Regions from separate parts of the Mus musculus genome. Here region 1 is linked to region 2. Evidence: chromatin loops called from intact Hi-C (ENCODE). Cell type or tissue: heart. All regions are shown on one strand. Each heading gives the region's core, and the rest is flanking DNA. Links, peaks and the distances in the headings are about the cores only. Region 1 overlaps Spaca3 (sperm acrosome associated 3). Region 2 holds the start of Gm31228 (a long non-coding RNA gene).

Evidence for each region. A loop is a pair of places that touch in the nucleus more often than their neighbours do. Peaks named below come from ENCODE experiments on the same cell type or tissue, not always from the same donor. Only the 100,000 strongest peaks of a DNase experiment are listed, where the experiment ranks them.
Region 1: it touches region 2 in a loop (5-fold over the local background); 2 of 42 quality-filtered maps call a loop at or near these places.

What each region holds. Positions count from the first base shown.
Region 1 is chr11:80,866,913-80,878,906 of GRCm38, reverse strand. It overlaps Spaca3 (sperm acrosome associated 3), which reads right to left. Exons shown (of 5, transcript NM_029367.1): 5 at 11,093-11,269. The coding sequence ends at 11,203. Among named protein-coding and RNA genes, the nearest start is that of Spaca3, 15 kb to the right of the region's middle. In heart, for the core only: a CTCF peak has its summit at 5,626 (motif pointing right); a DNase peak (open chromatin) is centred at 5,626.
Region 2 is chr11:80,816,084-80,828,077 of GRCm38, reverse strand. Tmem98 (transmembrane protein 98) reads right to left here. Exons shown (of 7, transcript NM_029537.2): 5 at 10,460-10,575; 6 at 8,089-8,148; 7 at 6,045-6,866. The coding sequence ends at 6,659. It overlaps Gm31228 (a long non-coding RNA gene), which reads left to right and starts at 6,879. Exons shown (of 6, transcript XR_001780272.2): 1 at 6,879-6,988; 2 at 7,452-7,604; 3 at 11,787-11,994. It also overlaps the pseudogene Gm11207. In heart, for the core only: CTCF peaks have their summits at 6,075, 6,329 and 6,528; a DNase peak (open chromatin) is centred at 6,657; H3K27ac peaks cover 743 bases.

The DNA of each region.
Region 1 (11,994 bases), core at 4,451-6,950, 52 kb before region 2:
GTATAATGTTTAAGACACTGTATTACCTTACGGCTCTATAAGGTCTCACATGGGCTTCATTGCACTACGGTGACAGCAGGATTGCATTTCCCTCGGGAAACTCCAGGGGAGGGTCCACTTCCTTACCTTGTCCAGCCACTATAGACCCACCACTGTTCCTTGACTGGTACCTTGACCCCTTCCCACTTCTTTCAAGATAGCTGGAACGATTAAGTCTTCTCATATCACATAATCTTCCATAGTCACATTTCCTCCAGCCCTGACCTCGCCTACTCTTCCCCTTTAAAGGCTCCTATGGGCCCACCAGGTTGTCCAGACAATCTGCTCCATTACAAGGTTATCCCCTCCAGCACATCTGCAAAGCCTCTTTCCTATGTAGAGCCACATAGGGATCAGGATGCAAGTATTTTCATGGGTGATTATTCTGCCTACTGGAGCTCATGGCCTAATGTTCTTGTTTTCCAAATGAACAGACCCAACTTGGGTTAGGGGAGACTGACCTGGGATCACCCACAGAATGAATGACTGTGCTAAGATGTACTCCTTAGCTGCTGGGCTCACAACTCTATTTGTAGATCTATAACGTTGACTCACTTAAAGCAAGAAGAGCCAAAAGTGATCTTTCTCCCAAGACTTGGCCAGGCCATAGTCGTCTATGAGATAAACTCACCCATCACTTCAGCCAACTGGAAAGTGTCCCACTGGTGGCAAGACCAGCAAATGTGGAAGGATGGGGGGTCTGGAGGCTGACCTCAGACTCTCCCATCAGGGACAGGGACAAAGGGAAGTGTCTATTTGTGTATGTAGGATCCTATCTGATGCCTCTGCTTTCTTCCAATTTGACAACTTCAGACATTTTAAAAATTAACAACTGAAGATGATATTTGAACTGCTTCAGTAGATTTCTAGCTTCCTTCCAAGAGCGATAAATTAGAAATAGGACTCATTTTTTGTGATGGGCCAAAGAGTGTTTAGACACATTTGTATAGCTTTGGGGCTCACATATCTATGTATTTCTTCCTATTTGGGGTTTCCAGCTTTGTTCAGCTTAGGGTATGTCTATGTACTTAGCCTGTTTAAATGTTCACACACACACACACTACAAAAGAACAAACTAATAACCAGTATCAATTAGTCCATGGTTAACAGAAGATAGTCTAACTTCCAGAGAGTGGTGGTCTGTTTTTCTTGCCGTCATTACAAATAAGTATTCATACAGACGTTTTTTAGAGTGATGATTGGGAGGGGTCATGGGTGCAGAGGTCACTCGGGCACATGTCACAAGCTAAACGATCACCAAAGATGACACATAGGCTTGGAGTTGAGAACAGTCACGTGGCCATACCTCAAGGTGACGCTCAGTGGCCTTGGAGGCTGGGATAAACTGATTGATGAGTGGCCCCAGGCCTCACAGGCAGTCCAGCAGGCTGCTGTGGTCAGTGGAGCGAAAGAACCAAGTCCTTCTGCGAGCATCCGAGCTCTGCCAGCAACTGAGCTGGCTGCGCACAGGCTGTTGCTTTGTTGTTTTTGGCAAAGACGCCAGAGTTATTTTATTTTCCTCTCTCCAGCTTGAAGCTATTTTTGTGAATGTTTTAACTGTGAACGTGCCTTGAGAGTAGCTTCCAGCACCACACGCACTGATGGGACTGGAGGCTCTGGCTCTTAGTAAGCTAGAGGTGGCCACTGGGAGCCCAGCACCCACAGGGGTGAGCTTGCCAGGTGACATGCCCCTTCCAGGAAGCTTGGCTCAGCCCACTTGAACAGAGGGACCCAAGGAGAAGGAAGCCAGGAGACTTTCTTCCTTCACAGACTCAGAGTCTTCCATTCCTGGAATTGTACAGCCAAGGGGCTCCTTCAGGCCTCGGTGACTGAACTTCCCGGTTACAGAGGAGAAAGGGGGTTCAGAGAGGCCAAAGAATTCCTTCTGCAGGAGGGTTCATCCAGCCCCGACCCACATACAGTGGGGCAGTCCCCATATTGCATTAGGAAAGCTTCCTGGCAGAGGTGGAGAAGGGAACAGGAGAAAAATAAAAAGCAAATAGCCAAAATATGAAGAACACAGATCCACTATTCATCCCCTCGACTGTTGTGTGCCAGGCATTTGCCCTCACATGGAGTTTACAGTCTGAGTGGAAATACTAACAAGTATACAGATGGATTGGGGTCCCAGTTGAAGGGGCATGAAAAGAGGTGTAAGGTGGGTCCAGGAGGTTAGAATAGGCAGAGTTTAGGGGGACTGGACAAGGTCAAGGAAACCCAAGAAAAGACATGATAGAGGAAAATGAAGTCATGTGTACACATACACACACATATACACGTACACACATACATACACACACATATACACGTACACACATATACATGTACACACATACATACACACACATAGAAAACACATATACATGCACACACATATATACACACATACATGCACACGTGCACACATGCAGAGAGAGAGAGAATGAGAGAGAGAGTACAAAGGTCCATAAGAGACTTTTTCCAAGGTTTCTTCATTACTATTTGTTTCCTGTAACATATTGATTTTTAATCTTGTTTCGATCACAAACCCATTTTAGAACAAAGTGGAAACGATGAATCCTTCCCCACCACCCCACCCAGGAATGATGTTCATAACCATGGGGACAGGCATTAGGTTGCCAGTCAGTGACCCTCCATGGCCCCACTGATGCTGGCCATGCCCTAGAGAGTGCTGACTAATCTCCTAAAGAGCCCACACCAGCACACAAAGAGCGATTGATGTTTCTTCTCCCTAAATGGCACAATGACAGTCATTTTTTCAATTTGCAGAAGGGAAAAAAAAGATAGGATTTGATCAATTTCAATTTTTTTCCTCCTTAATTTTTTTTTTAAACCTTTGACACCTGCTGCGGCGTGTGAGCGAGTGAGCACGTTCTCACGGATGGCAGATGGAATGAGTGAGCAGAAAATGAATACACACAAGAAAACTCAGGAACGCGATTTCGTAAAATTATTTTATGCTTGTGGAGATTCTGAGGGCTGAAGAGACCTGCATACCTGAATAGCAACGAGAGCACCTGCTTTACAGACGTGCTCATGGCCTGCTTGCTAAGTGAGGGGAATCTGTACATGATGTCCTGGGCGGCCATTGAGCCTTCCTGGCTTGATTTGGTTTGGTTTGGTTTGGTTTGGTTTGGTTTGGTTTGGTTTGGTTTGGTTTGGTTTGGGTTTGGGTTTGGGTTTGGGTTTTGTTTTTGTTTTTGTTTTTGTTTTTGTTTTTATTTTTGTTTTTGTTTTAGACAGAGTTTCTCTGTGTAGCTTTGGCTGCCTTAGAACCTGCTCTGTAGACCAGGCTGGCCTCAGACTCAGAGATCAGCCTACCTCTGCCTCCCTAATCCTGGTGTGTGTGTGTGTGTGTGTGTGTGTGTGTGTGTGTGTGTGTGCATGCCACCACAGCCAGGCTTCACCGTTTTTTTTTTTGTTTTGTTTTGTTTTGTTTTGTTTTTTTAGTATGTATGTTCTCTCTGTGATACGATAACAAGATCCAAAGCAACATGGGAGGGAAGAGTTTACTTCACCTTCCATGTCCCAATCACAGTGCATCATAAAGGAAGTCAGGGCGGGAACCTGGCAGCAGGGGCTGATGCAAAGGCCATGGAGGACGGTTGCTTACTGGTTTGCCCTCCGTGGCTTGTTCTGCCTACTTTCTTATAGAACTCAGGACCACCAGCCCAGGGGTGGCATGGCTCCCTATGGAGAGGGCCCTACCACATCAGTCATTAATCAAGACAATACTCTCACAGACTTGGCCTAGAGGCTTATTTTACGGATGCATTTTCTCAATTGCGGTTCCTTCTTTTCAGATGACTCTAACTTATGTCACGTTGACACAGAAGTAGCCAGCACCAATGCAAAGCTTGCTTGATCATAGAAACTCCTACATCCTGAGACTGGATGCCTGGAATGGTGTTGGGAGGTGGAGTTTAGATGTCTACCCTCCTTGAAGAGCTTCTCTGAGCCATATTCATTTGCCCAACTTACCGCTATTGTGGGCCATTTGTCTTTAAAATAATTCCGGCGTTCATGGTTTCTTTTTAAAGGGGATCGCATCCCACTTAAAACAAGTCTGATAGAGAATCATTGCTGAGCACCAACTCATACCCAGCTCGGTTCCTTTCAAGACGGTGAGAAGGCAACCTTGGCCACTCTACCCCTAGCTCATCATTTCATAAGCATTTTCTGTGGGCCCACTATGTGCCAGGTACTGTGCCAAGCCCTGGGGGTTTCCTACAGTTAGGAAAACATTCTTTTTAAAACTTTTTATATATGTTTTGATTATGTTCTTTCCCTCTTCCACCTACTCTCAGAGTATCCCTATGAATCTATCTTCATATTCCTTTGTTCTCTTAAGCATGCACACACACTAAAAACCATGGAGTCTATTTTGTATGGCCCAACTACTCCTGAGCATGAATCCTGCCCTGGAATGTGGCTGGCATGCCCAGTGTCACGCCATTGAAGGAAACTGATGTTCCCTTTCCTAGCTTCTCGGCGAGGAGTTGGACTTTGCATCCACTTTCCTTTCTCCGTGCTGGGATTGGACTGGTTTGAACTCACACAGGGGAAAAGACAACTCTTGTGTTCAGGAAGCTCAAAGCCTAGCTAGGCAGACAGCTGACCAGCAAGAGGGACAAATGCCTGGGTCACATTGTTCACTGAGAATAAATACACAGACACAGGAGGCTGGCTGAGTTAGGGAGGGTGCTGACTGAGGCTCCGAGAAAGGATTGGAAGTTACAGGCACACGCATGCAGGAGACATACTAAGTGAAGGTTTGCAACCAGCAGAAAACCTGGAGGGTCGGAAGAATGCTAAGGCCCTGCTTGGTTTCTGCTCTCTCCCCAGGCTGCATCTCCCTACTCTGGGTTCCAGCCTACTGGGAATCCAAATGCTGGTCCAGAGTTGGAGGCCAGAATGGGCTGAGAACAAACAGTGGCCTTTGTACCCTGACCTTTCCAGCTTATTTTCAGGCAATCGAGCCGTATCATGGCAGCCGAGCTCTGGACCTCTTCTAAGATTCAAGTTCCTTCTGAAACTGAGGGTGACCCCTCGTCTGTTGACCGGGAAGGTTCTGGAAACTCTGGAAAGTAACCCTGGGGTGCCTGATTCTTTTTAAAACAGAAAAGACAAAGACATCCCATTCCACACACCGACTCCGTCAAGGTTGATGGTTACTGACATGGCAAAAGGATTCTTGGCCACACCACACCCTAGCTCATAAGACAGAGGATGTTCCGATTTCCGTGTCTGACCAGGCAAAGGAAAGCAGCACCTATGCCACTCATGGATCTCAGAAATGCTGACTTCTGTCTGAGTGGAGGCCATTTTGATTTTTGTGTTTTTTTTTTTGTTTTTTGAGACAGGGTTTCTCTGTTTAGCACTGTCTGTCCTGGAACACACTCTGTAGACCAGGCTGGCCTCGAACTCAGAAATCCACCTGCCTCTGCCTCCCAAGTGCTGGGATGAAAGGCGTGCACCACCACCGGCCCAGCTCACCCAGAGTGTTCAGAGATGCACAGAGGACACACAGAACACCATGACCTCAGCCAAAGAAGGGCATCGGCAATATCCACCAGAGCCACCAGGGGGCGCTGACTTCTGACCTGAGCATCAGATAGGATAGCTTGCCAGTCATCCCCAGAGCATAGATCTGTCCTTTGGCTAATGACAAAGAAAAGCCTGCTTCAGATCTGTCTCCTAGAGCGATTCTAGTCTGGAATGGGAACTCCTACCAAACTTGATACTCTTCCACACTGCCACTTTAACCAAACTCGTTCTCCTCCCTCCCTTCACGCCCTCTCCTCTCCCTCCAATTAGTGAAATAGGACACAGGAAAGGTCTTCGGGTAGGTGGAGCCTGAGGATGCCCACTGGTCCCTGAGGCAGCTGGTTCTTTCAGTACACCCAGAGCTCAGGAAAGCACACCAGGAGCATTTCTTGAGCCTGACTGTGCCAAGCAATGTGATTGTCCCTTTCCTGCCCGTAGCATTCAAGGTGGCCTTTTATAGCTCTTCTGCCTAAAAGGAATGCTGACTTTCCCAAGGTCAGATTGCCAGGGTTGGAGAGAAAACCCCATTGCTCCAGCTCTGCCAATCATGCTGGGTCCTGTCAGCCGACAGATATGACTTAGCAGGCAGTGGGTCTGACTCAGATAAAGAGCAGCCTGGGTGATTTCCTGGAAATCAGGAGAAGCAATGTACTTACTTGGAGGGAAGCAGAGGCCTGCCACGTAGGTTGTTCTTAGCAATACCATAGACTGAGTCGTGGCTTTGTTAAAGGTATCAGGGCCTATCTGTCACCCTCTCATTCGACAAACTGAGTGCCTACCCGTCATTCGTCATTCGTTCACACAGCAGTTGGACCTTCAGGAGGCTCATCCATTTGTTGAGTACTATGCTCAGCTGTTCTACGTGCTGGAGACAAAAGAAACAAAGTTCCTGCTCTCTTGCTTGTTACAATCTAGTAGAAGAGACTGGATGGATGTGGTTGTGTGGGTGTGTCTCTGCATCTGTGTGTCTATGTGTCTGTGTGTGTGTGTCTTCAGATGTGTATGAAATCATGGCTGATGGTAGGACCTGGTAAGGTAGTATCAAGGAATACTGAGGTGCCTCCTTCAGCTCTGGCTGTCAGAGACTCACTTTGAGGAGGTGAGATTGAGGTAAGCCCTGACTGAAGAAAGGAGTAATCACTAAACAATCTGGCGAAATGGCCTTCCTGGGAGCTACAACGGCCCTGATGCTTATTGCATTCAAAGCACAGAGTCAGTGAACGAAAGTCTAATGAGTGACTGAGAAGGGTATGAAAAGCGTGCTGATCCCAGTGAGCTAGCTTCCGGGACGCAGCCGCTAGAGTAAAAAGCTCAGGGGAGTAGAGAGAGAACTCTAGTCAGCTGAGCCCTCCTATATCAGGAGCAAATTTGAGTGTCGAGCTGAAGGTGAAGAAGACCCTGTGGTCAGAACGCAAGGCAAGGTTGAAGGAGGTGTGTCAGCAGCACAAGGTAAGAGGCAAATCCTCTTAGGAAGCCATTGTGACTGTCCCAGGGAAGAGAGAGAAGGGCTTAATTTAATGGCTGAGTGAAGAAGGGCCTGTCACACTAGCAGAAGGACCTGAGTTTTTAAAAGTTGGCCAGGGGGTGGGGGGTGTTACATATCTGTGATCCTAATGCTGGAGAATCAGAGACAGGAAGATCTCTAGAGCCCAATTGGTCAGCCACCTAGCCTAATCAATGAGTTCCAAACCAGTAAGAGACCCAGTCACAAAACAAAAACAAAAACAAAGAAACCAAGGTGAGCGGTGCCAGAGGAACACCACTGCGGTTAACTTCTGACCCCCGTATGTGCCTGCACGCGAGTGCGCACACACACGTGGGGGGGGGGGGCAGTAGGCACACAAACAACCAAACTAAACGCGGGGGGGGGGGGGAGTAGGCACATACAACCAAAATAAAGGTCAAATAGGCAAGATTTTGAGAGCAGGGGACTGTAGGGGAGGCTGATGGGGAAATGGGAACGGGGACACCAAGATTTACCCTGAGTACCTAACACAGCTGAGCATCTCTCTCAGGAACTGAGCTTGGGACTCGGTGCTCCTCTCTTTTCTACTCCTGGGTGAGTTTATGCACTGTCAAGCATCTTTGTAACACTGACCAGAGCGCTCTCCTGGTTACTGCTTCTCCATCTCTACCTGTTCCCAGTCAACTCCCTAGCCCAAGCCGCCAGGGTCCTCTTATCCAGACCTGACACTGCTCAGCCACACCTTAAAGAGGCCTGAGACTATGATCACAGCCTCCACATCCTTCTAACAACCGTCCCCTTGGTTCCAAGAGCCTCATTCCGCCATTCCTGGACTCCTTTCTCAGACTAACTGAATGAGGCCCACTGGAGCAATCAGGCGATGCAGGCACAGACATCTGAAGTTACAGCAGCCAAGATAGATGAGTCCTGGGTTCTTTGACCCTTTATCCACGTACGATGACTGTATATACTCGGGGAGTCAGATTGACTCAGGTACAAATTGCCCTTCCTTGAATCTGTGTCCTTATCTACAGTATAGGGATGATAGTGGTACCCACATTCTTTTATTATTATTGTCCCAGGGTACAAATCAGATAATGCATGCCACATGGTCAGCCCATGGGCTTTTCATGATTTAATAGATCCATTAGTCATCAATGTCACCTTTTAGCAAGATGTTTTTATTACTGTCCACTTGGATAAACAGCTCCCATTTTTATCACCCATTGGCCAGTCCAGCCATAAGTGGAAACCAGTGCATTTCCTCAATCGTAGATGGTCTGTCACCTCTCCAGTATTTTTCGGCAGTTTGGGGGAAGTGAACATTGAGTGACATTGAATGACATCCCCCTAGGAGCCACCAACCGTGCCCCAGCTTACAGTTGAGCGTACACGGGATTCAGTGAAAGCCCTCCTGGAGGACACTACAATCTGAAGTCAACACTCATTCTTCTCACACATCTCCCATCATTTCTACAGCTGCGCTGTCTGATTTTATGTCAGCTTGACACAGGCTAGAGCCATCTGAGACGAGGGAGCCCAACTGAGAAAATGCTTCCGTGACGTTGGGTGGTCGGCAAACCTGTAGAGCATTCTCTTAATTAGTGATTGATGTGGGAAGGCTCAGCCCATTGTGATTGGGAATCATCCCTGGACTGGTAGTCCTGGGTTGTAGAAGAAAGCAGACTCAGCAGGCCATGGGGAACAAGCCAGTAAGTAGCCTTTGCATAGCTCCTACCTTGTCTGAATTCCTATCCTGACTTCCCTCAGTGATGAACAGTGATACGGAAGTGTAGGCCTAATAAACTCTTTTCTTCCCAAGTTGCTTTTGGTAGTGGTAATTTTTTTTTTCACAGCAATAGTAACCCTAAGACAATTGCTATTCGAGCATTTCAAGACCCTGCCTACCTTGCTCCTTTAAACACATATGTCGCTGGTAACTGACTCAGAGATCTTTGCCTTCCACAGACCTTCCCACATACTGGAAAGGGCACTCTGCATTTTTCTACCTTAAACTCACTGGCAAGCCTCACCCCATCTCCCAGCTTTTTTTTTTTTTCTTACATTTTGTTCGGTTGTATTTTTCCATTAACTTATGTTATTCACTTTACATCCTGATCGATTTCCCCTTCTCTCTGTCCCCTCCTCATACAGTCCCATCCCCATCTTCCAATCCTTTCTCCTCTGAGAAGGTGAAGTCCCCATCTGGGTACCAGTCCACCCTGGCAAATCAAGTCTCTGCGGGGCTAGGCAAATCCTCTCCCACTGAGGCCAGACAAGGCAGCCCAGTTAGGGGAACAGAATCCACAGGCAGGCAACAGACTTAGGGATAGCCCTGGATCCAGTTGTTGGGGGGACCTGGATGAAGACCAAGCTGCACATCTGCTACATATGTGCAGGGAGCCTAGGTCCAGTGCATGTATGTTCTTTGGTTGGTGGTTCAGTCTATGGGAGCCCCCAAGGGCCCTGATTAGTTGATTCTGTTGGTCTTCCTGTGGAGTTCCTAACCCCTCCAGATCCCCCAATCCTTCCCCCAACTCTTCCATAAGATTCCCCAAGCTCCATTCAATATTTAGGTGTAGGTCTCTGCATCTATTTCACTCAGCTTCTGGGTGTAGACTCTTATAGGACAGTTATGCTAGGCTCCTGTCTGCAAACATAACAGAGTATCATTAATGTTATCAGGGATTGGTACTTGCCTATGGGACAGGTCTCAATCTGGGCCAGTTATTGGTTGGTCATACCCTCAGTCTGTGTTCCATCTTTGTCCCTGCATTTCTTGTAGACAGGACTAATTTTAGGTCGAACGTTTCGTGGATGGGTTGCTGTCCTTATCCCTCCACTGGTCCTGCCTGGCTACAGGAAGCAGCCACTTTAGGCTCCACATCCCCCTGCTATGAGTCTCAGCTAAAGTCACCCCAATAAACTCCTGGAAGCCTCCCCTTCCCAGGTCTCTGGCAGGGCCCAGAGATGCCCCTCATAGCAACCAATTTCCATTCAGTCTCTCAGCCCTCTGGCCCTCTCTCTCCTCTGTCTCTCCCCACACCTGATCCTGAACCCCTTCTTTCCCTCCCCATCCCCTCTCCAAGCCAGTACCCTCCCTCCACCTGCCTCCTGGGACTGTTGTTTCCCCCTTCTAAGTGAGATTCAAGCATCCTCACTTGGGCCTTCCTTCTTGTTCAGCTTCTTTGGGTCTGTATATCGTGGGTATCCTGTACTTTATGGCCAGCATCCACTTATAAATAAGTGTATCCCATGCATGTCCTTCTGAGTTACCTCCCTTGGTGTGATATTTTCTAGTTCATCCATTTGCCTATAAAATTCATAATGACTGTGTGTTTTTTAATAGCTGAATAGTATTCTATTGTGTAAGTGAACCACATGTTCTGTATCCATTTCATTTCTCAGCTTCTTAAAGGAAGGTAATATTTGGTGACTTCCTCTTCCAGGAAGTGACCAGCTATCATTGTCAGTGACTCTTGAATATCCCACTTCTAGAGAGCACTGAAGACCAAGGTGGCCAATAAAGCTAAGGAAACCCTGTGGTCCTTCCCTTTCAGTCCCTCTGCACCACAGGATATAAGGGGTCAACCAGAGCTGCAGGAAGCAAGCATCCCTGGGACCTTTCCAACTACACCAGGGGTTATCTAAGGTCACCAGGTAAAACTGCATTGGCTCCCAGTTAAATCTGAATTCCAGATATAGAATTTCTTCAATATTCTCAATATGGATTAGTTTGATCCATACAAGATTTGAATCATACCTGTCGACTGAAGTTACTTGTTTTCCTGAAATTCAAATTCAACCAGGGTATCCTATTTTTGGTTTGGTTTGGTTTTTGTTAAATTTGGCAACTCTAGACCCAAACTCTGCCAGATTTGGGGAAAGCAGGAACAGACGATGCCCCCCCCCCCCCCACTGAAGCCTTCCATAATAGGCTTCTTGAAGTCTACTGAAGCCAAGCCCAAGTGAGCAAATGAGATGAAAAAGCCTTGACTTCCGATGGGTACTTGTAGACCTGCAGAAAACTGAAAATCATGCTTCTGTCAAATTAGACTTTTATTACTTGGCTTGTCTTCCCAAGCCTGGGTCAGGAACAAGTCCACACTTCCCAGCCAGCTGTATGCGGCTTGGTCCATCCAGAGAGGGTCCTAGAAGTCACAGCCATCCACCCAGTCACTGAGGTCCCTGCCCTGGCAGTGGTGCCTCCAGGCTTCCCTGGGGATAGAAAACGAGAAGGAAGAGAGTCCACTTTAGCAGCTGGGTGGGGGAGGGTGCGAACCTTTAATCCCAGCACTTGAGAGGCAGAGGAGGTGGATCTCTGAACGTGAGGCAATCCTGGTCTACAGAGCAGATTCCAGGACAGCCAGGGCTACATAGAGAAACCCTGTCTCAACAAACAAGCAGAAAGAATCCACATCAGCTTCAGGTCTGGGTGCTGCTGTTGAGAGAGAAGAAAAGGTAAAGGGCTCTAAACTGAAGAGGAGCAAAGACAAGGACTAGGAGGATGGAGAACAGTGAGCTGAGCTAGCCAGCCAGCAGTCACAGAGGGTCAAAAAAGGACAATATTACCTTATTTTACCACTGGAGATAGAAACTAGTATGCTCCGGATACAAACAAGCTTACCCATTAGTCCTTATCAAAGGGTTAGAAGTTGGAACCTGGAGCCTAAATCCAAAGCGCCTTTCCTACACCCAAGTGCTTCTGGGGACAGTGAGCTACACCTTGCATGTGTATAGCTCTCACAGTTTGCATGTCTTACACATGTATAGCCCTCATGGTTTACATGCCAGCAGACCTTTTACCCACTTATAACTATTTCCCTCCTGTCTCCAGATGGCCTATTAGATTGATTGGGTAGATATTATCTCCCCTATATTCCAAATGAAAAACTCTGGTAGTGCTGTTAACTTATCCACTTGTCCAAGGCTACAATGCACTC
Region 2 (11,994 bases), core at 5,206-7,705:
CCGGAGAGGCATTACATTTTTATTCTTTCCTGTATCCCTGAGCCTAATCCAGGAGAGACATTCAACACATGACTCTGAACTAATCAATCCTCTAATAAATTAGCGATTCCATTTTGCACCATAAATTTTTGCCACTGTGCTGGTAAATGTTGAGTTTTACTTAAAATGGATAAAATTAAATGCTTTCGGATAGAGAAGAAATCCCCCATTCATTCCCCCCAGCCCTCATTTCCAGCCCATGTTCTATTCATCCTATGGGTTGTAAACTACAATAGGCCATGAAATTAATTCCTGGGTCACGGCTGCCATTATTTTAATGAAAAGTATTAGAAGCAGAAGAGAATAGAACGACTCTCCTATCATCCCCCCACATCTGTTTCTAGTATTCCGTTACTCTCATTTCTCTATGCGTTGTGCCCAGGTGGGGAGCAGTACTGATAAATAATAATAATAAGTAATAATAAAATAAAAACCCGGGAGATGGAGTTCCTGCTCTGATTTTTCTTCACCACGAAAAGCAATAGAGCTCTCCAGGCAGGCCTTGGTCTCATTCCCTGAAAAATGGGAGTAATAAGAGTATCTGTTAGGGCTGGGGAGGTAGCTAAGTCAGCGAAAGCAAGTGTGAGGACCTGAGTTCAATCTTTAGCGCCTGAATCTTTTAAAAACCTTTTTTAGCAGCATGCACTCTTAATCCTCACATTTGGGAAGATGGAGACAGGCAGAGTCCTTGGAACACCTTGGCTGGCCGGCCTAGTCTAATCATCAAGTCCCAGGCAAAAAAAAAAAAAAAAAATCAAACAAGAGTCAAGATGAACAGCTCCTGAATTCTCTGGTGCATGTACACATACGCATGCACGTGCACGCACATTGAACATACGCATGCACACAGATAAGCTGGGCTGAGGTGTGGTTTAATGGTAACATGCTTGCCTGATGCTGGTAAAACCCTTGACACCATTGCCAGCACCACAAATTATAAAATGAACAGAGAGGTACAAATGGGCAGAGGCAAAAAAGGAGCTGGTTTTGAATCAACGCTCAGCACTGGTCGTAAGCGTTTCAGCACAGAGGCCCCAAGCATTACAAGCAAACAGCACAGTGTGTCTAGCTCTGCTGCCTAGCCCCTCCTCTTTGTTCCAAACAAGCTTCCCAGTTGCCTTTAAGCTGTGACACAGTTCTAAGACTCCCAGGCTTGTGAGAAGGTAAGCATTCAGGGGCAGCAGGTAAGTGCCCAAGTCCTGGAGCCCAAGGCCATGGATCCTGTCTTTGTAATTGCAAATGTGCCCATATCATCCCTCTGCCTCACATCTATGATGCCCCTTATATTCAAGATGAGGCACTGGGTTCCTAATATCACCTAAGATGCCCTTTCTGATATCCTTCCATCCTGCCCAGTTTCCCAGGCACCTGCATCTCCCAAGCTAGCCATGCTTTCTTGGTCCCTGGCCCTTCAATGCTGTCCTGGATGCCCAGGACACATCTCCATTCCCCTGAGATCTCCAGTAGGCATTGGCCAGCATCCTGGATTCTGCTCCACTCCCCCTGTGTCCTCTCCCTGCTTTGGAACCCATGTGCCTCTCTGTGGCAGTCATAGTTATGGTTTCTGTTGCTGTGATTAAAAACAAAAACAAACTAACTAACTAAAACCACTAACCAAAAGTAACATGGGGGATAAAGATTTTTTTCATTTTACAGCTTATAGTCCACCATCCAGGAAAGTCAGGGCAGGAACAAAGGAAGAGTATTGCTGAGTGGGTTACTCCTTAGAGCTTCTTCAGCCTGCTTTCTTATAGAACTCAGGATTACCTGCCCGAGAATGGCCCCAACCACAATGAGCTGGGCCCTCTCACATCAGTCAAGAACTAAGAAAAGTCCCCACAAATTTGCCTACAGGCCAGTTTGGTGAGGATACTTTTCAGCTGAAGTTCTCTCTTCCCACCTCATTCTAGCCTGTGCCAGTTGACAGAAAAAGCCAACCAGTACAATGTTCTGGTATGTCTGAAGAGAGCCTTTCCATTACAGTGTCAGCTTCAGCCCGGATTTTGCCAGCTGCTCCCATGTTTCTCTTGTTCTTCCAGGGCAGAGCTTGTTCCTTGCATCTAGCACAGTATACCTCCCTCAGAGGTGGCACAATAGAAAGATGGGGAGTGGGGGACTGGAGAGATGGCTCATCAGTTAAGAGCACCGACTGCTCTTCCAGAGGTCCTGAGTTCAAGTCCTAGCAACCACATGGTGGCTTACAACCATCTGTAATGGGATTCAATGCTCTCTTCTGGTGTGTCTAAAGAGAACAACAGTGTACACACATACATAGAATAAGTAAATCTTAAAAAAAAAAAAAAGACAGAGGGAGGTAGACACTGGGTGAAAATTCTTTATCTGATAAATCCCCAAATTTCCAAGGTCAGAAGGTAACTCGTGGCCTTAGAATTTGGAGCCATTTTCTAAATACCAGGCCCTGGTGGGCACAGTCTCAGAAGATAAGGAAGCCCAAGAATAAAGGGGTTCAGAGAGCACTGGGGCAAGCTGTAGGCCAAGAGAACTGACCCATAGACTTTGCAGCTGGGGGAGGTTTTCTGGGAGGAATTTAGGGTTGTACTAAGCCAGTCCATTGAACATTAAGAGACCACTGTGGAGCCATTAACATGAAGGTCTTGGTAGCCTAAACATACTTGGGGTGGGGAGGGGCAGCAGGAATAAGACTAAACTATTCTCCCTATAAACTCACTATAGTGAGTTTAGATTGTGTCTATGTGTGTGCATGTGTGCAAGTATGTGTGCATGAAAGTGCATATAAACCGTAGAGCCCAGAGGTCAATGTCAGGTGACCTCCATAGTTCTCCACCTTAATTTTTGGAGACAGGGTCTATTTCTGATCTCAGAGCTCATCGATTTGGCTAGGCTGACTGGTCCATGAGCTGCTCTGGCATTCCAGATGTGTGCCACTTCCTCCAGCTTTTTACATGGGTCCTGGGGATCTGAATTCATCCTTTCATGCTAGCATGGCAAGTGCTCTATCGACAGAGCCAGCCATTCTCCCCAGCACCTTGCTTTAGACTTTTAGCCCCACTCAGCCGTTTCACCCACAAACGGCATGGACACTAGAACAGAGCCATGGTAACTAGAGTGATGTGTCTGGAGCCACCTGAGTCAGAGCATAGAGCCTTGTCAGGACAGCAGAGCGGACACTGGCTAGTCAGGACCAGGGGCACAGTTGGACATTCCATACACTCCCCCAGGTCATCTGATTGACACACTAAAGTAAGAAGCAGTAACCTTGACTTTACTGATGAGCAAAGTGAATGGCCATAGAGGCTGAGGAACTTGCCCCAGCTCCCACAGTAAAGGGCCAGGCACAAACTCAAACCTAATTCTGACTCCAAGTCTCTTGCTGACTTCATGCTGGATTCCTACTCCTCCGGAGTCATCTCTTCATTAGAGTTGGAGGCCAGTGGTCCTAGGACGAGGGAGGATATAACCATGGGAGAACGGCTCTATCACCATTTCCACAGACACTACTCAGCTGGCGACGTGAGATGCATCTGTTACCTGGCAAACTACACGCAGCAGAGACACTCCTGAGATCCGGACTTACCATCCATCCAGCCATCCCAAAGCAGGCACTGACTTCAGCAAGATCCCCAAGGGTCAGGAGGAGTGAAGTCACCTTCTACCCCAAAGGTGTAGCTGGGACTGGCTTGCTGTTGCCTGGGTCCTGTATACAGTGGCCATTGTCTAGAGGCTTTTCCTTTGCACAGCACTGGGAAAGCTGGCCTGTGTAATATCACACATGCCTGTGCATGCACGAATTCCCTCCCCCACTCTCTCCCTCCCTCCCTCCCTCCCTCCCTCCCTCCCTTCCTCTCTCCTTTCTTCTCCCCCAACCCCAGACACTCCTCAGGTCCTGAGCAATCTGTCCTCCTGACAGAGGGTATACCAGGATGGGTGGGAGGCCTCCCAGGCTCAGGAAAGGTAAGCAATGGCAGATATTACCTTAAAGAACTCTGAGCACCCCACCCCCATCCTCCACCCGGAGTAAATGACAACTGAGATCCCAATTTAGACTTGCTTCTCTCGAGCTCAGGACAAGGGTTCAGATCCAGAGGACATTTACCACAGTAGCAGCCACTGCGACCTCAGATGTCCAGTGATGCTACCGGATCTTAAAAGAGGAAGAACAGAGACAAAAGTCAGGCCCTGAGAACTGTCCGTGGAGACCTTAAGTAAAAAAGGCAGAATGGGGTTTTTGTTTGTTTGTTTTTGTTTTCTTGGACGTTTCCCAGTCACGGCTTCCAGCAGGGCAGGAGGTAACAGCATAACACACTTTTAGGACTGATGGAAGGAGACATTTAACAAGTTTCCCCTGGAATCCAGCCTGCAGTCTGAAAGGGGTACATACAGTTCTGGTCAGAGCTGCCTTCTTGCCAGGAGAGAATGAAATATGCCAATCACAGACAAACAAGATCCTGGCCTAAGGACTGAGTTCCTGGTACCTCAATATCAAACTAAAGAGCCTGCTGACTTGAGTTTTAGCAGAGAAAATGGAACTGAGGTCAGAGGTAGCTCCAACCATGCTTAATGACAGAGATAGGACCCAGACAACAGCAAGCCAGTCCCAACATCCAGGCCTGTGGAAAGAAGATCCTTCAGGCTCCCCTACATGAATGGGATGGGAATGACAAGATCTGGAGTATGGGGCCTCGAGCTGGGTCCCACTGAGTTCTCAGGTCAGAGAAGTGCCCATTATCAGTGAGGGTGGTATTAGATGCCAGTGATCCCAGCACTGTGGAAGCTGAGGCAGGAGGATCTCAAATTCAAGGCTACAATTTAGAAGACAAGGAATGTGAGGCAAATATGGCAGTGGTGGCCAGGGCAGTGCTTATGCTGAGGACTCGGGCAGCAGTGACAGCCCTTCTGAGTCCCACAGCACCTACAGCACTTGCTGTCAGACACGCATCCAAGAAGACAGGTGGCAGCTCTAAGAACCTTGGTGGGAAATCACTATGGCATCAAGAAAATGGAAGGTCACTACGTTCATGCTGGCAACATCCTTGGCACTTAGCATCAGTTTAGGTGACACCCAGGCGCTCATGTGGGACTTGGGAGGAACAAGTGCCTGTATGCCCTGGAGGAGGGGATAGTCTGCTACACGAAAGAAGTCTACGTGCCTAATCCCAAAAACTCAGAGGCTGTGAATCTGGTCACTAGACTGCCCAAGGGTGCTATCTCTGCAAGACTTTTGTCCACATGGTTCCTGCCAAACCTGAGGAAACCTTCAAACTAGTAGACATGCTTTGAAGTCCTGTTGAGACCATTGGATGGAGCCTGGAGCCCAGGTCACAGAAACAATTGATGATGGCAGTCAAGGGTCAGGGTGAGGACAAGATCTCTGCAGAAGAGACTGGAGAGGTGGCTCAGTGGTTAAGAGCACCAACTGCTCTTCCAGAGGTCCTGAGTTCAATTCCCAACAACCATATGGTGGCAAACAACCCTCTGTAATGGGATGCCCCTTTTTTTTTTTAAGAATTATATATTTATTTCATGGACATGAGTACACTGTAGCTGTCTTCAGACACACTATAAGAGGGCATCAGATCCAGTTACAGATGATTTTGAGCCACCATGTGGTTGCAGGGAGTTGAACTCAGGACCTCTGGAAGAGCAGTCAGTGGCTTTTAACCACTGAGCCATCTCTCCAGCCCAGGGATTCTCTCTTCTTGTGTGCCTGAAGACAGTGACAGTGTACTCATATACATGAAATAAATAAATATTTAAAATTAAAAAAAAACAGAAACCAAACAATAAAAAAATGAACCTTTCTTTTTTGTATTTGCAAGACAGATTCCAGAAATAAAGGACACATGCACACAGACACACACAGACAGACAGACAGACAGACAAACACACACACAGACACACACACACACACACACACACACACACACAGAGCACCTTCAGGATTCTTGGGCCCTTTCCATCCGTCCTCAGTTCTTACACATTCCACCGCATACCCAACAAATACACTTGACTCGGTAACTACACACTTGAGGAAAACAGAAGAACAAGTTTACTATTCGCCTGGTGGTTGTAAAGCGAAATTGCAGGCATAGTGATAAAAAGGAAACAATTGACTTCGCATTTCCTCAGCTTCTAACACAAATGGGAAAGCGGAAGATACATGGGAAGCGGGGTGGGGGTGGGGAGCTCTGATGCTTCAGGAACCAAAGCACTGAACACAAACAAATTAGCAAGGGGAGCACAAGGGTCACCCGAAGAGACTATCTCGACCTAGCCACTTAGTTCTGATTGTCCATGTTGCCACGCCTTGATTTTCAGAAGCCGGAAATTCTAATTTGATATGAAGTCTCTCAATTCTTAGAGGGCAACTCGATTTTCTTGGAAACATTAAATGAACTAAATGTAGCAGCGAGCCCGGCAGCTTTCTGCGCTCTGCTGTAGAGGTACACAGCGTCTCCCCTAACTGTGGGATTACACTGCCACTCTCCAGCCACTGTTTGCCATTGCAGCAGAGCCTGTCCAGCGTGAGGCTCTCGGCTTTACCCTGCACCCAGGGCTGGCCGACAGAGCTCTAGAGAACAACTAAATCTACAGGAAGTAGAAGGCTCGCCCAGGGGCGGAAATGGGGCCTCGGAGATGATTAAATGGCCGACTGTTCCTGCAGGAAGCCCTCAGGGTTGGGGAGGCTTTTATCTGGCTCAGAAGCCAGGGCTGCCTCTCGAAGGACTTCCAGGTGCTCCTCAGCGGCAGACAGTGATTGGTCAATCCAGTCCAGGCCCCCGGTTAGATGGCAGGCGTTCCTGGTCACTAGCACCAAGTGACTAACGGACAGCAGCAGGGCGGTTGTCCTGGGGGGGGGGGGGGGAGGAAGAGATCAGACTCTGTAGAAAGTGGGGAACTTTGCACAGAAGTCCAAATGAGTACACACTCTAGGTTAGTGTTCCCCAAACCGGAGACCCTTCCCTGGAAGGTGAGCAGTTACTTAACACAATGGAGCCACACATAGGGGGATGGCTGGCTTTAAACAGAAGGTCTCAGAGCCTTTGATGAGATTAACATAACTCCATGGGGAAACGGGAGCTTTTCGGGTAGTAGAAGAGGCTTTCTGCAACACACCCATTAACAGCTCCCAGAAGGGTGTTTTATGAAACAGTTTGGATGTGGTCAATTGGATGAGCAGATCTCTAACTGCAGCCCACTTAAAGATGGGCTATATATCCCTCTTCAGTGAGCATCCCTTATTGATCACAAATCAATAAGCCTGGGGCTGGCTTATTCAACGCTAAAGAAAATGTAATTGAAAATCAAATTGAGAAGGAAGGTTTTGTTGTTGTTTCTTTGGTTTTTGTTGGTTTTTTTTTTTTTTTTTTATTTGATCTGGGGTTTTTTTTTTGTTGAAAGATTCACTCTGAAATGATTTTATATGGTGCTAGATGTATTCAGGGCTCCATTACCAATTACTAACCCATGGGAAAAGCTGAACAACACTAAGAGTGGGCAGAGAAACGTGTCATGACTTACTCGCCACCTGGCAACCATTACACAACATGTCAGTGGGAGCCTCACCAATCAAATGGAGACAGCAGGTAGGTATTTTATGGGTTTACATTCGATAGGGCTGAGTACATTCTGGGGAGTGGAGGAGGAGGGGTTCCCGAAACACCTGATGGGGAGTGTCTTCCACTGTGGCTGAGGTATTACATGTTCTCATTGCTGGGTTCACCTCACCACAGCCCCACTGGGCAGTGCTTCCAGCAAGGTGTGGCACCTGGGTAAGTCCAAAGATCAGAGGAAGGAATGGGGCGTGGAGGGCAGGGAGGCCCAGTTAGCATAGTTAAGCCTGCAGAGCCAAGGCTGACACATGGCTGGCACCTTCCTCTTAGGGATTCAGGAGGAAGATTGGGCTCTATCACCTGCCAGGCTCAGCTCACTGAATGGCTCACCCAGAGCCAGGGGTGGTTGGAAATCTGGAAAAACATCCTCTCTTCATAACCCAAGCAGCCCACCTGACATGGTTGATAATAGCGACCCTGAAGTGAGACAAGATGAGTCACACTTCCTCCCTCTCACCGTGCATCCAGGAGCTTGGGGTCCAGTGGAGGGTACATTGACTTCACGACGTCGTCCACTCTGAGGGGAGGCAATGGGACAATTGTGAGCATTTTCCTAGTCCCTTTTCCTCCTCCTTCCTTGCTGTTGTCACTCCAGACTTCTCTGGTGCTGTTACACACCCACCTTTAGGAGTCCTTTCTCTACCTGCTTCTGCATACCCAGTGGAGTCTAACAGAAAGACTTCAGATTCTACTTGGGGAATATCCCTGCTCTCTGTTTTTGTTTTCATCCCAATGGTTAAAATGTGTGAGGTCACACATAGGGAGCGATGCTGAGGATAACTACGACACTGAAAAGGTTACTACCAAGCATGAGCATGCTGTACCCTTTAACATATATATATGTGTGTGTGTGTGTGTGTGTGTATGTGTATATGTATATATATGTGTATATATATAAACAGTAAACTAAAGCTATGAAATGCAAGAGGGGACGTCTAAGGGGATGCTTGCCACTTATGGTGGCCAATCTCCCCAAATTGGGAGGGGGTGGAATTAGGGAGCACCTCACTTTTCAGATAATCTATTCCTGAAGTAGTTTAACTTTTATAAGCATTTATTACTTTTGTGGGTTTTTTTAAAGATACAAATACAGTGATATAGAACACTACCCCCCCCAAAAAAGTCACTTCACCTCTTAATTTGAGTTCAAACCTCTCCACTGTGTGTATGTGTGTGTGTTTTCCGTCCTGGATAGTCAGTCCATGGCTAATATTTTAAGTTACATTCCTACCTGTTCTGATTTGTGGGGTACAAGATTTTGCTCCCATGATCACTTGGTACAAAGAAAAAAAACTGTATAATTTGATTTCTAAAAGCACTAAGAAAAATACACAGCCCTCACTCTCAGGCCGGAGGAGCTGGTGAGCACGGCGGTCTTCAGCATGTGTCTGTCCCACCCAACTAGCCCCTTCCCCCTCTGCAGAGCCCAAGGCAGAAACTGCTCTCCCTGAAATAATAAATCATCATCGTGACAGATGGAGAAAATTAAACAGGAAGGACATGGGGACAAATATCAGCCAGAGGGCGAACTCATGAGGCCAAATGAAGAAAACAAGAGGATTCTGGCAAGAAACATGAGTGAGGTTGTCCAGGGCACTCTGCAGAGAGCTCTGCCCTCCTGACAATGCCACACTCTCACCTTGGCACACTGTTAAAAACCCTGTCCCCTCTCAGAAATCAGCACCCTAACACCCTACTTATAACCTGCACCTCGGGGCGGATCTCAAGAGTAACAAAATGCACAAGGAAGGGGCCCAGGAGATAGGGGCACTGCACGGTCTAAATATGGTGGGAGAGTAGCGGCAACGCCTGGCACAAGCTGGAGCCTGGGAGGGTGGGCGTGTCTCATGAAGCCGCTGATGCTAACCAGATATTTACACCCATGGGGGAACTCCAGAGCCAGGAGCTATTCCGGCCTGCATCCTCCCTCTCAGCGTCTCCACTCACTGACTACCTAGACAGAGTTCAAGTACTCCAAGTCTTGTATTTCCCAGAGGATTCGCCACATGGCTCCTCCTGAGCCCCACTAGGTTATTCTTGAGACAGAAAAGCCTGGTTGCTTGTGACTTAACCCAGACACCAGGAATGCACAGCGGAGGCCATTCCAGGCAGAGGGGTCAGGTGACTTGATAAGAACACTTTCCTGGAATCCCGTCATTTGATAGCCAATCCACATACCAGCCACCAGGTGGCAGCATGCATTTAGCAGGTCCTTTTGCTCTAAGAAAAGGGCCTTATTTTTCTTTGCAAAATCCAGTCCAACTGAGGGGGTGTAGTTGTTGACTGAGGCCCTGCCGGGTACCTCCCACAGGGGATTTTGCAGACAGCCAGGAATTCAGGAGGTCTGAATGTGCTGTGGCTTCCCTTCCCACCCAGTGCTAGGATGGGAATCAAGCAGTGAATGAGAGCCACCATGGAAGAAAGGTATCTATCTCTCAAACCAGTCCCCAGTATACTTATAGGGTTGGACCTAAGGGCCTGGCTGAAAAGTCTATGAAGCTATAACATAGGAGCCAGTGGGAACTGCGCCTGCTGACAGCCACTTCGTAGCAGGGTAAGGGAGGCTGACCGGTAAGGGTAGGAGCTGTCACTGTTGAGTGCAGGCTCTGTCAGCCCAGTTATACCGAGCTGTTAAAGGGCTTATGCTGGCAAGAGAAATGATGAGTGACCACCTCAGCTTAGGAATACCCACGGGAGGCAGTTCTGTATGCACTGGGGGTTCGGATAACTGAGACTGCAGACCTACTGTTTAAAGCAGTACTTGGCCTTGCTGGCTACCCCAGTTTCCCCTGTGGCGTTGTGGGACCTCACATCCACTGACCACTCACCTGGGGCTAATCCGTTTGGCCACCACAATGATGTCACTGACACTTGCTGACGTCTTCATCTTGGCCCCAGAACCCATTGTCATGGCAACGAGTTTTTCTGTCAGAGTGTGACAAATCTAATATAACAAGGAGACAAGATGTGATGTGGGTGACCTGGCTCCCCAACCCCACACCAAGGGCTCTGGCACCCTGAAAAAGATGAACACGGCCCCAACCTGGGCACCGCTGGTAAACTGGCTCCTACCCTAGTGATGAGAGGAAATGGGGTGGAAAGAGGCAAAAGCCAATAGCCTGGGTGGAAGCTGTAGGGGGAAGGGCTCTGAGATCAAGGACAGACCTTCAGCTCAAAGAGGACTAAGCTGGAATAATCCATCTAAGAAAAATCACGCGCTCCAATTTTACCACCTTGACTTGGGGGAGAAACTTTCTATTACTTCATGGTTTAGACTTCTAAATGGCTAATATCTCCAGTGGGGTGCTCACAGAAATGTGGCTGGACAAAGGGCAACTGTTTTTCTTTAGGCACATTCTCCAATAAAGACAACTATGCTGACAGTTTTTGAGGGTTGTGGGTTATTTGTACGTTTTTCCAGGTGATGATAAAAAGGGCCCTGGAAAAAGCAGGGCAAAGGCAAAATGGCAACACGTGGGCTTCTTCCTCTTCCTCCCGCACCACTGGCCAGCTCCAAGGCGTGTGGTTCTTTTCTGTATTCCCTTATGCTAAAACCAAGCATGCCTCTATCCCTGCAAAGAAGCCCCGTTACCTGCTGGTACTCGAGGCTAGGAAGCAGGAAGAAGAGTGGTCAAGAGGCCACTGAGGAGGAAGATCCACGCTCTCCACTCTCCCACCACAGGGGAGAATGGGGAGCAAAGGCATCCTGGGGTCTCAAGAGGAAGCTCAGAAGCCCTTTTCTTTATCTGAGCTCCCCAATCCAAGAAGAAGGGCCCTCCCCCTTTGATGAAAAAGGACAGGAGAAAAACAAGGCCCAGGACATATCATGTCTGGACAAAGGTAAATGTAATATGGCTTCCTGCTCCAATCTGTGAACCTAGCTACCTTTGCCTATAACCATATTTGTATGTGTAGCCATATTTATACATCCAAGGAACTTCCTGATTCTGAGGCCACCGTTTTCTACAGAGATAGCCAAAGAAGAAGCAAATACAGGGTTTTTTAATATCCTGTATGGAGTGACCTTAGAGAAAAGAGCGAGTTGTCTCTTTTGAAATACTGAATAATTAGTAGACAAAGAGATAAGGTCGCTGATGTGCAGAAGCTCATATTTGCATTTTGTTAAGTATTTGCATGTTGTTATTATTCTATTAGGAGAGACGATATCAGGCGAGAGTTGAGAAACGAACGCAAGAACCATGCGGCTGGAAACAGTGGAACTTGGATGTGATCTTCCAAGCCTTCCAAGACCAAAGTCTGCCTCCAAGTGGAAGAGCTTGTAATTTGGGTTTTTGGTAACTCTGATTGTCCTGTTTGTCTGACTATTGTCACCAAGGAAGCCAAAGGGAACCCTGTAGTAACT